Regions from separate parts of the Mus musculus genome. Here region 1 is linked to region 2. Evidence: chromatin contacts called from ENCODE Hi-C or POLR2A ChIA-PET data. All regions are on one chromosome and are shown on one strand. The core of a region is the stretch at or near the end of the contact, and the rest is flanking DNA. Distances in the headings are between cores, read along the strand shown.

Region 1 (4,986 bases), core at 1,423-3,922, 40 kb before region 2:
TGGATGCCCATTGTCTCAGACACCAGCAAGTGGGGCTTTATTGCAGCAGCTTGAGTTGTCAAAAGAACTGGATTAGCGTAGAGCCTGCACGCAGAGAGCAGTTTCTTGTCACACATGCACATGTGTAGCTTCATGGTGTTCAAGATTGTTAAGGATACCAGCGTGTCAGGTATGTGGACAGGGTTAGTTAGAAACTAAGTACATCACACCAAGTGTTCTTGTTTGTTTGTTTGTTTGTTTGTTTTTTAAAGATTGATTCATTTATTTTATGTATGTGAGTACATTGTAGCTATACAGATGGGTCTGAGCCTTCATGTGGTTGTTGAGAATGGAATTTTTAGGACCTCTGCTCTCTTCGGTAGGCCCTGCTCACTCTGGATACATAAGTACACTGACTCACCAGAAGAGAGCGACAGAGCTCATTACGGGTGGTTGTGAGCCACCATGTGGTTGTTGGGATTTGAACTCAGGACCTTCTGAAGAGCAGTCAGTGCTCTTACCCCCTGAGCCATCTCACCAGCCCTTGTTTTTCTTGATATGGGGTCTCACTGATGTAGGCCTAGGTTAGCCTCAAACTCAGGATCCTCCTGTCTCATCCTTCCTAGTGCTGTGACTATAGGTAACAACTACTATGAACAGCTTCTTTGTACTTAGTACTTGTTCATAGTACTTATTTGATACAGGGTCTCACTGTACAGTCTGACTCACAATCTTGCTTCAGTCTCCTGAGTGCTCCATTTACAAGTGTGTACCGTCATGGCCATGACAGCAAATGTCTATTTAAACATAAATATTTGCAGCCCTCTCACGGGCTCCGCAGGTAAAAGTGATTGCCATATAAGCATAATGATATGACTTCCATCTTGAGAAGGCACCTAAGGGTGGGAGGAGAAAACCAATTCGATAAAACTGTTCTCTGTGCTCCATAAGCACACTGTGGCATGCGTGTGCCTGTACCGACATGCATATCACACATATGCACATACATATGCATAGTGTTTAAAAGATTAAAAGTAGGGCTGTAGAGGTTGCTCAGTGGTCAAGAGTATGTATTGCTCTTTTGGAGGACCCAGGTTCAATTCCTAGCACCCACATGGCAGCTCAGGACTGTCTACAATTCCAGTTGCAGGGAATCTGACACACTCTCTGGCCTCTTCAGGCTCCAGGCTTGCATGTGGTGCATAGATATATATGCAGGCAAAACACACATACAAATAAAAACTTAAAAAAATGTTTGTACATTTGGGATTATGATATGCCTAAAGTCCTAGAGTTACCCCTGACTGTCCCCACTATTTATGTGTCCATTCAACAGATACTTACTGGTATGCCAAGCCCCATTTGGTATGCTGGTGGTCCAGGTCTATGCAAATTAAAATCCTTCTGTGTGTGTGTGTGTGTGTGTATGTACTGGGGTGTGACATTGAGGGTGGGGAATGATAGGGACAGTGTGGAAGGATCTGGTGCTTCAGAGGGACCTCGTGCGCAGTCTTGACTGCCTTCCAGGCTAAGGCCTCCTTCAGTCTTAGCAGAGTTGTTAGTAGTAGATCATTGACAGCAATGGCAAAATTATGCTGGCCTCTAGACATGCATATTAATCCTGTCCACTGGACAGACCTCTTTCTCCACTGGCTGGAGCCAGTCTTATGCCCATTTGCATGTTTGTCTCAACAGTCCTTTATTTTTACATAGATTTTTCTCTTTGGCTTTTCTTGTGGACATATTAATACAACATCTACTTGATTCCTTCATTTAAGTTCAAGAGTTAAATAAAGGAAAATATTTCATGTTAGGCTGGCATGGTAGCTCACACCTGTAGTTCCAGCTTTTGGGAGGTTGAGGCAAAAGGATTTTACTACAGGTTTTTAGGATCTTAGCTTTTATCATTCAAAGGCCATCTTGGACTAATGAGTATGAGAAACCCTTTCTCAAAAGCAAAAACAAAAACCATAACAACAAAGCTGTACTGGTAGTACATTCTTGTAATCAAGTTTGTACCACAGTGGCAGGATGACCAAGAATTCTGGGTCCTCCTCAGCTATGCAGTGATCAAAGCCAGCTGGTTACATGAGACCTTAACTCAAAACAGTTAGAAAAAGGTATGTTTATATATAATTAATGTGTTCACTTTTTAGGGTATGAGAATCACGACCTGTTTTTTATTTCTTTTTTTTGGGGGGGGATGGGTGTTCGAGACAGGGTTTCTCTGTGTAGCCTTGACTGTCCTGGAACTCATTTTGTAGACCAGGCTGGCCTCAAACTCAGAGATCCGCCTGCCTCTGACCTGTTTTTTTGAGAAAAGTATCTTTTCATAAAAATAACTGTTTTATGAATTATGATGCAATGTGTCATCAAAAAAAAGTGTGTCAGAAACCCGAATGGAAGATACATACTCGGAGAAGACCCTAATAAAAATGCTGAAAGAATGATTCTTTATCTGAAATTCAGATTTAGCCAGGCGTCCAGTATCTTTTCTGGGAACCCTGCTTCTGAAGAAGAGGGGACAATCAATACCTAACTAGCTTGGCTTTTGACCTTTCAAGTGGTCTTGCACAAAAAAAAAAAAAAAAAAAAAAAAAAAAGACCTCGTGAGTTGGAGGTGGCCGGGAGGAGGTGCGTGGGGGCGGGACAGGGCCCAGAAATGGGCGTGTCCAATAGGGCCCGCCCCGTCACGTGCCTCTCAGTGTCTGCCGCGTCGGCAGCTGGAGCGAAGGCTAGGCGGCGGCGGTGGCTGCAGCTTTTGGGCAGGAGTGACTGCGGCCGCAGCGCTGGGCTGGGCAGATGGCAGCGACGGCAGTGGCAGCGGGGACCGGATCCCCGGCAGGGACCGAGTCGGCGGAGGGCGGCCCTGGGGCAGCGGCGGCGCTGGAGCTGTGGCTCAGTGAGTAGCATCGCGCCACACGTGATCCTGCTTCCCGCCGCCCTGGTTGTCCTCCGCGGCGGGAGGGGGCCTCTAGACTCACCCAGGGGATTCTGGGGACCTCAGACCACGCCATGGCTCAGTGGCCGGGCGGCACCACTTAACAGCTGGAGCGCGAATGCTTAGCGATCTCTTGTGCCAAGCACTGTGCAGAAAGCGTTTCAGCCATTGTTAGTCTGGTCGCAGGACCGAGAGTACCTGGGTTTACTAACCCGTGCGGGCGATGCAGCTTTTTTGCAGATCATTGAGTCTAAGAGCTTAAGTGGCTGCTACCTTTAAGAGCAAAACCAGCTTTTATGCCTCGGTGCATATTTACTCTGGCCAGACTTAATTGTTCCTTGTCTTAGCTTAACGGTGATCTCTGGGGGTGCGGTTCTAAAGGTTCTCTCTTTATCTGAGGAATTGAGGTTCAGAGAGAATAAAGAATCCACCCCTTGGGTGGGCTCCACTACGTGCTGGGTGCACTGAGATGGTAACACTGGGACATTGCTCACAAAGACATGTTCATTGGCTACTGGCTACCAGAACAGCACCTTCTCAACAGAAGCTGGAGGAGGGGCGCTTGTTGAACGTAGTTAGGGGCTGTTTTGTTTACCTGGGGCTTGTCATAGCTGGTATACAGTGTGTGGACAATGGAGGAGGCCATATTCCAGACAGGAAACTGCAAAAACTCAGGATGAGAATGTACAACATTCTGGGAGCGAGTAGGCCTGTTGGCCAGGAGTGCAAAGCTTAAAGCTCAGAGAATCCAGAAAAGAGACCTCAGACTAATTTGCTAATGAAGTAAGACGCGTGAGCGCCGCAGAAGGGACTGCATTATTTAAACATTTTTATTACATGTTGTGTATTTGGGGTGGGGCGTGCTGCTCCTGGCTCGTGGAGAACAGAGAACAACTGGGGAAGGGGTCAGGGTGTCGTTTCTCTCCTTAGGCTCTTCTGTGGGTTCCAGGGCTCGAACTCAGGCCACAAGGCTTGGTCACAGGCACCTTTATCTTCTGAGTCATTGCAGGCCTATAGCTTTCTATTTCAACATGTAGGAGAAGCTGTTGGAGACAGCTTCGCTTCTACTGAAAGCACCACATGCAGTTCCACCTGGTGAGTTGGTTGAGGGTGAGACTTCAGACTTGGAGTAGATATATAAGGTCTTTAGATAGCTGGGGTGGGGTGGGGTGGGGTGATGGTGGTTACAATAGGAATGAAGGGAGTGGGGATCAGGAGTCGAAAGGATTATCTGAACCCATCAGCAGGGTTTAATGTAAGCACACGTGCATGCACATTACTTTAATTAAAGACCTGGAGCCAGACTGTAGCAGTGCACACTAGTCCAATTCCAGCAGTTGTGAGGGAGAAGCCAGCCTGGCCTACGTAGTGAGTTTCAGGACAGCTAGAGCTACATAGTAAGATCCTGTCTGGGAAAAAACAAAACAAAACAAAACCAACCATACAGACAAAAACCAAACAACAACAACAACAAAACATTAAACAAAACCCAGAAAGGACTACCATCACCCATATAGTCTTCCTTCCCTGTACATAGATGGACTCAGGAGATGAGTGTACGAAGGATCCTTGGTTTCGGGGATCAAAAGTAATTGTGGTAGATGCTTCCCCACTCCGCCCCCACCTGTGTGGAGGAGCAGTTGTGTCATGAAGTTCGAAGTTCTTGCCAGGCAGTTAGGAAGAGCTCTGAGCATCCAGGGAGGGTAGGAGCTAGAGGGGTGGTTTTGAGAGCCAGTCTTCCGTGGGTGTGTAGAACAGAGCGTTGGAGCTGGAACAAGGAGGTATTTCCCAGGCAGATGGGACTAGAGTATCCCAAAGGTTCAGAAGTAGACAGGGAAAGCTGTTCTGGGAAGAACCACGGAGGGGGGTGTGGCCAATAGCTGCTTCAAAATGGAGACTGGAGGGAGGGGAATCTGGCCTTTGAGGAAAATGGTGGAAACAGAAGGCTTGTGAAGTGGTGGCGAACAGCAGGCTTGGATTGGGGTTGGGTGCAGAAGTGTGAGGTGGGTAGCGTAAGAGCCAGCAGCTGCTAGTGGATATTTAAGAGCCTGTCTGCAACCGAGGCT
Region 2 (4,918 bases), core at 1,590-4,089:
AAGATAGTCCCTTACCCAGGCTTGGTAACACATGCCTTTAATCCCAGCACTCTAGATGTAGAGACAGTCTGATCTCTGAGCTTTGAAGCCAGCCTGGTCTAAGAGATGATCCCTCGTAGGCATGTCCAGAGGCCCATCTTCTATGTGATTTTAGATCCTGCCAAGCTGACTGCCCTAACAATCCACCCCCCCCCACAGCTTTGTGGATGTGGAATGCTATAGAAACAGTGTAACAGCCACTGCTGTGAGCACATGCTGCTCTTTCAAGGACCCAGGTTTGGTTCGCAGCATCCATATTGGGAGGCTCACAGCTGCCTGTAACTCCAGCTTTAGGGGATCCAATGTCATTTTCTGGACTCTGGGTACATCCATTCATAAGTGACCAAACCCACACAGAGATATGCATATATACACATAATTAAATCTTTAAAAAAATAAATCTTAAAAGAAGAAACAACAACAACAAAAATAGCCTGGGCCTCAATGACACCAGTGGACACATAGCACAAAGAAAATATACTCAAAAAATTAGCCAGGTAAACCAGAGAACAAGCTTTGTTTCAGAGATAAAGGTGTACTTGATGATGATATTAGGTTAGTACTTAAGGAAGATAAAAGTTACAAATGCACATATACCTAATATCAGAGCCCTGAAGAACCTGAAGCAAAAATAAATGCAGCTGGGCAGAAAAGTGGCAGTACAACAAGATGAATTCCACCCGTGGGTTGGTTTGTTTGTTTTTTGAGACAGGGTCTCTTTATACAGCCCCTGGCTGTTCTGGAACTCACATTGAGGACCAGACTAGCCTTGAATTCCCCTTGGCCTGCCTCTGCCTCCTGAGCATTGAAAGGTGTGTGCCCAGCTAACAATAATGAGTTGGAAACTTAGTCTTTCAGCAGCAATTGGTGGGACAACTCAGAAGATGATCAAGGACATATGTTTTGAAGGACACTAATGATCATCTTTACTAAAATACATGGAACACTTATTCAATGACTGCATATATTTCTTTCTTTTCTTATTCTTTTTTTTTTTTTTTTTTTTTTTTTTTTTTGAGACAGGGTTTCTCTGTATAGCCCTGGCTGTCCTGGAACTCACTTTGTAGACCAGGCTGGCCTCGAACTCAGAAATCCACCTGCCTCTGCCTGCCGAGTGCTGGGATTAAAGGCGTGTGGCACCACACCCGACTATATATTTCTTTTTTGCTGTTTGGTTTGTTTTTGAGACAGGGTCTTGCTACGTATGCCTAAATGATTTCAAACTTAAGGAATCTTCCTCTTTCTGCATCCCCAGTGCTGGGATTGCAGGCGTGTATCACCACATGAAGTCAGACATGTGATTTTCTTCCTCCCTTCTCTGCTTCCTCTTCTTTATATTGAATATTCATGTCCATAGTGCTGTGTTTCATAAAGACAATCTACCTAACTGTACTATGCATTTTACCCCTGTTCCCTTCTGCATATCTTCCCTCTTTCCCACCTCCACCTTCCATTCTTTTTCCTCCCGTGTCTTTCCTCTGCTCTCATGTTAGATATTCTTTTAGGTGTTTATACAATCTGGATCCAGAACTGAGAGAAAACGTGAACTTCGTCTTCTGGCTTCTTTTGCTTATTACCTTTAGCTGTATCCATTCCCCACAACACCATGTCCTCCTTTTGGGTACTGTACATATTTTTAAGTGCACATATACTCTTCTCCATGACAGACAAATATTAAGGCCATAGCAAGTCTCTGTACATTTAGAACAGAGTCATAATATGTGTTCCTGATACACGGAATTAAATTAGAAACCAACGCTAGAACATGCAGTGGTGGCTTAAGCCAGAAATCCCAGCATGTGGGAGGTTCGATCTTTGAGGCATGGGTTTGAGTTCTAGGATAGAAGAACGGAACCCGTCTTTAAAAACAACAAACAAACAACAACATCCTCACAACAACAACAACATCCTCTACTTTGCTATACTAGACAAGAGCAAAAAAAAAAAAAAAAATCGGAGAAAGAAAGGAAGAAGGAAGAAAGGTAGAAAGAAAGAAAAAACCTAACTAGTAAAGAAAATGATGGAAAATGAGTGGAAGAATTGGAGGAAAAGTAATTTTTGAAGATTATTGAAGATTACTGAAATTAGACCAGAGTTAGGGGAGACCATTATCAAATCTATAGAAATCTATGAGGAGAGATGGTCCAGCGGTTAATAGTACTGGCAGCTCTTCCAGAGGACCTGCGTTCCACTCCCAGCATTGATAACCACATGTAACATCCCACTTCCAGGAGATCTTTCATTCTCATCTGGCCTCTGCCCGCACCAGACAGGCAAGTGGGTCACACACATACAGAGGCAAAACACTCCATATAAAATAAAATAAAATTAAAAAAAAAACCAAACTGCTGCCGGGCGTGGTGGCGCACACCTTTAATCCCAGCACTCGGGAGGCAGAGGCAGGCGAATTTCTGAGTTCGAGGCCAGCCTAGTCTACAACGTGAGTTCCAGGACAGCCAGGGCTACACAGAGAAACCCTGTCTCAAAGCAAAACCAAACCAAACCAAAAAACCAAAAAACCAAAAAACCCAAACTGCTGTATGCATTTAGTGAGGACGGAAAACTAGCAACATTACTCCTACATACAGAGTTTATATTTCTCAGCTGCTCCCTTCTCAGACGTCAATCTTCTAGTCTTGAGGAAACACGCGTTTACTTAGTTTACTGCTCGACAAATAAGAGCAGAAAACGAACTGTCGTACCTGTCCGGACTGCGCGAAGCTCGCTGCTCTAACAGGAACAGTTGCTATGGTAATAGGCACCGACTTCCGGAAGAAGTACGGCGCGCGACGAGGGACATTCGGCCTCGGCGCGAGTGCGCTGACGGGGCGGCAAGTAAAGCTTGGTGGGTTTCGACGGGTGTCCCGAAGGCGGTGTCGCTCGGCGCCAACCCGGAGACCGCGCGCCATGGACTTCTCCAAGTTCCTGGCTGACGACTTCGACGTGAAGGACTGGATTAATGCGGCCTTCAGAGCCGGCCCCAAAGACGGGGCGGCGGGGAAGGCGGACGGTCACGCAGCCACCCTGGTAATGAAGCTGCAGCTGTTCATCCAGGAGGTGAACCACGCCGTGGAGGGTGAGCCACGCAGACGCCCACCCGCCCGCCCCGGCACCCGACTGCAGGACCGGGCCCAGGGGCCAAGCCTCTCCTTTGGTGGGAAAGCGAGCCCTGCAGTAGTCTGAGTTAGGTCTAGGCTTTGGTGTTCACGTCCGACGATGCCATAACATTTCCTTTAAAAACTAAAAACTAAAAACAAAAAAAAAACCCCAATAATAATAATAATAACAATCTGGGAGTGGTGGCGACCGCCGTTAATTTCCGCACTGGGGAGGTGGTGCTGGACGGTCAGGAATTCAAAGCCAGCTTCAGTTGCAAAGTGAGTTCGAGGCCGGCCTAGGCTATAGGATCGCTCTCGCCGGCTCTCGCACGCTCTTTTACTCTTCCTTCTCCTTCCCCCTTCTTATTTACAGTCTCACTCTGTCGCCTAGGTTCGCCTCAAACTCGCCTTCTGCCCCAGCTTCCCTAATTCTGGCATTACAGATATGTGCCCCCCCCCCCCAAAAAAAGCTCTTTGGGTTTGGAGTAATTGCTCAGTGGTTACTACTCTTGTAGAGAACCTAAACTTAATTCTCAGCACCCACATCAGTTGGCACACAACTACCTGTAACTCCAGTTCCATGGGATTCAGTGGCCTCCTTGGGCATAAACACTCACATGCACATACTGACACACAGACAAACATGGGTGAATGTAATTAAAAAATAAATCTTGAAAGAAGGCCTTTTGGAGGTGGTGGGGTAGATAGACTCTCATGTAACCCATACTGGCCTTGAATTTGCTCTATGATGGAGGGTGACCTTGAACTCTTGATCTTCATGCCTTTGATTCTGAAATTCTGGGATTATAGACATGTTCTGTCATGCCTGGCATAAAGAGTCACTTTTGAGAGCATTTAATAGTTAACTGGTCCTAGTATTTAGCAGTATATGAGAATGACACAAATCCATTAATATATCTTTGTAAGCTAAGGAAGATGGGCCATCCTGAATGAAGACTTTAACTGTGTGTGTGTGAGAGAGAGAGAGAGCGAGAGAGAGGAAGAAAGAGAGAATGAGAGAGAGAAGACGAGAGAGAGGGGGGGGAGAGAGAGAGAGAGAGAATGAGAGAGAAAGAGAGAATATATGTTGCTGAATCAGTGCTCCTCCTTGCTGCTTCACTGTGTTGAGGACACAGTACCACATAGATAGCCTGGGTTATGGTGCTGCAGCTTGGTTTCCAGGCATATTTTCCCCACATCTGCATGTGTGTGGGAGCAGCGAAAAAGCAGGCTAGTGCTTCTTAGTGGCTCCTGGGACCCACATCCTCGTGTTCTGAGGTGTTAAGGATGCAGCCATGGGCCCTGTCCCACACTTACCAGATAAGAGGCTAGCCGATGCTAAAACATGCTCAGGCCTAAGAACACAGGGCTAGCAGGAAACTGGAGACCGTGGTGTTCATGCCTCTAGTCTGTTGCAGTGGGCTTCAAGTTTAGCAGCCAGGTCCATTTTTTATACATATATCCTCATGGGCCCCTAAACTTGTCAAGCACCTGGGCTTTGTGTGTGATTCCGTCTTCATGTTCATCACTATGGCAACCACAGCACCTAGGGAGAACGGCATTTACCTTATGAATTTCCAAAAGTATACACATGTATTAAGGGAAAGCATGAGACAGGTTGTTTTCATTGGTAGCCCAGGCATGTCCCCTGCCCTTGGTTCCACTTTGAAGAACCTGACCCGCTTCAGAGTATACCAGCCAGCCAGCTCTGGCTAGAGTTCCTAGACTTTCATTTCCAATGCTCTACGTGCAGACAGTTGAAGTGTTCATTTGTGCCATCT

The links. A loop is a pair of places that touch in the nucleus more often than their neighbours do. ChIA-PET counts read pairs that join two places held with the same protein, here RNA polymerase II (POLR2A).
Region 1: a map of heart shows a loop between it and region 2 (2.7-fold over the local background). The contact joins the promoter of Gga2 here to the promoter of Cog7 in region 2. A Hi-C loop is called at or near these places in 2 of 37 maps with a recorded cell type or tissue (adrenal gland and heart). POLR2A ChIA-PET finds 5 or more read pairs at or near these places in 4 of 5 experiments (Patski and embryonic stem cell).

What each region holds. Positions count from the first base shown.
Region 1 is chr7:122,018,884-122,023,869 of GRCm38, reverse strand. Gga2 (golgi associated, gamma adaptin ear containing, ARF binding protein 2) reads left to right here and starts at 2,672. Exons shown (of 17, transcript NM_028758.2): 1 at 2,672-2,881. The coding sequence starts at 2,782.
Region 2 is chr7:121,979,614-121,984,531 of GRCm38, reverse strand. It overlaps Cog7 (component of oligomeric golgi complex 7), which reads left to right and starts at 2,839. Exons shown (of 17, transcript NM_001033318.3): 1 at 2,839-3,115. The coding sequence starts at 2,947.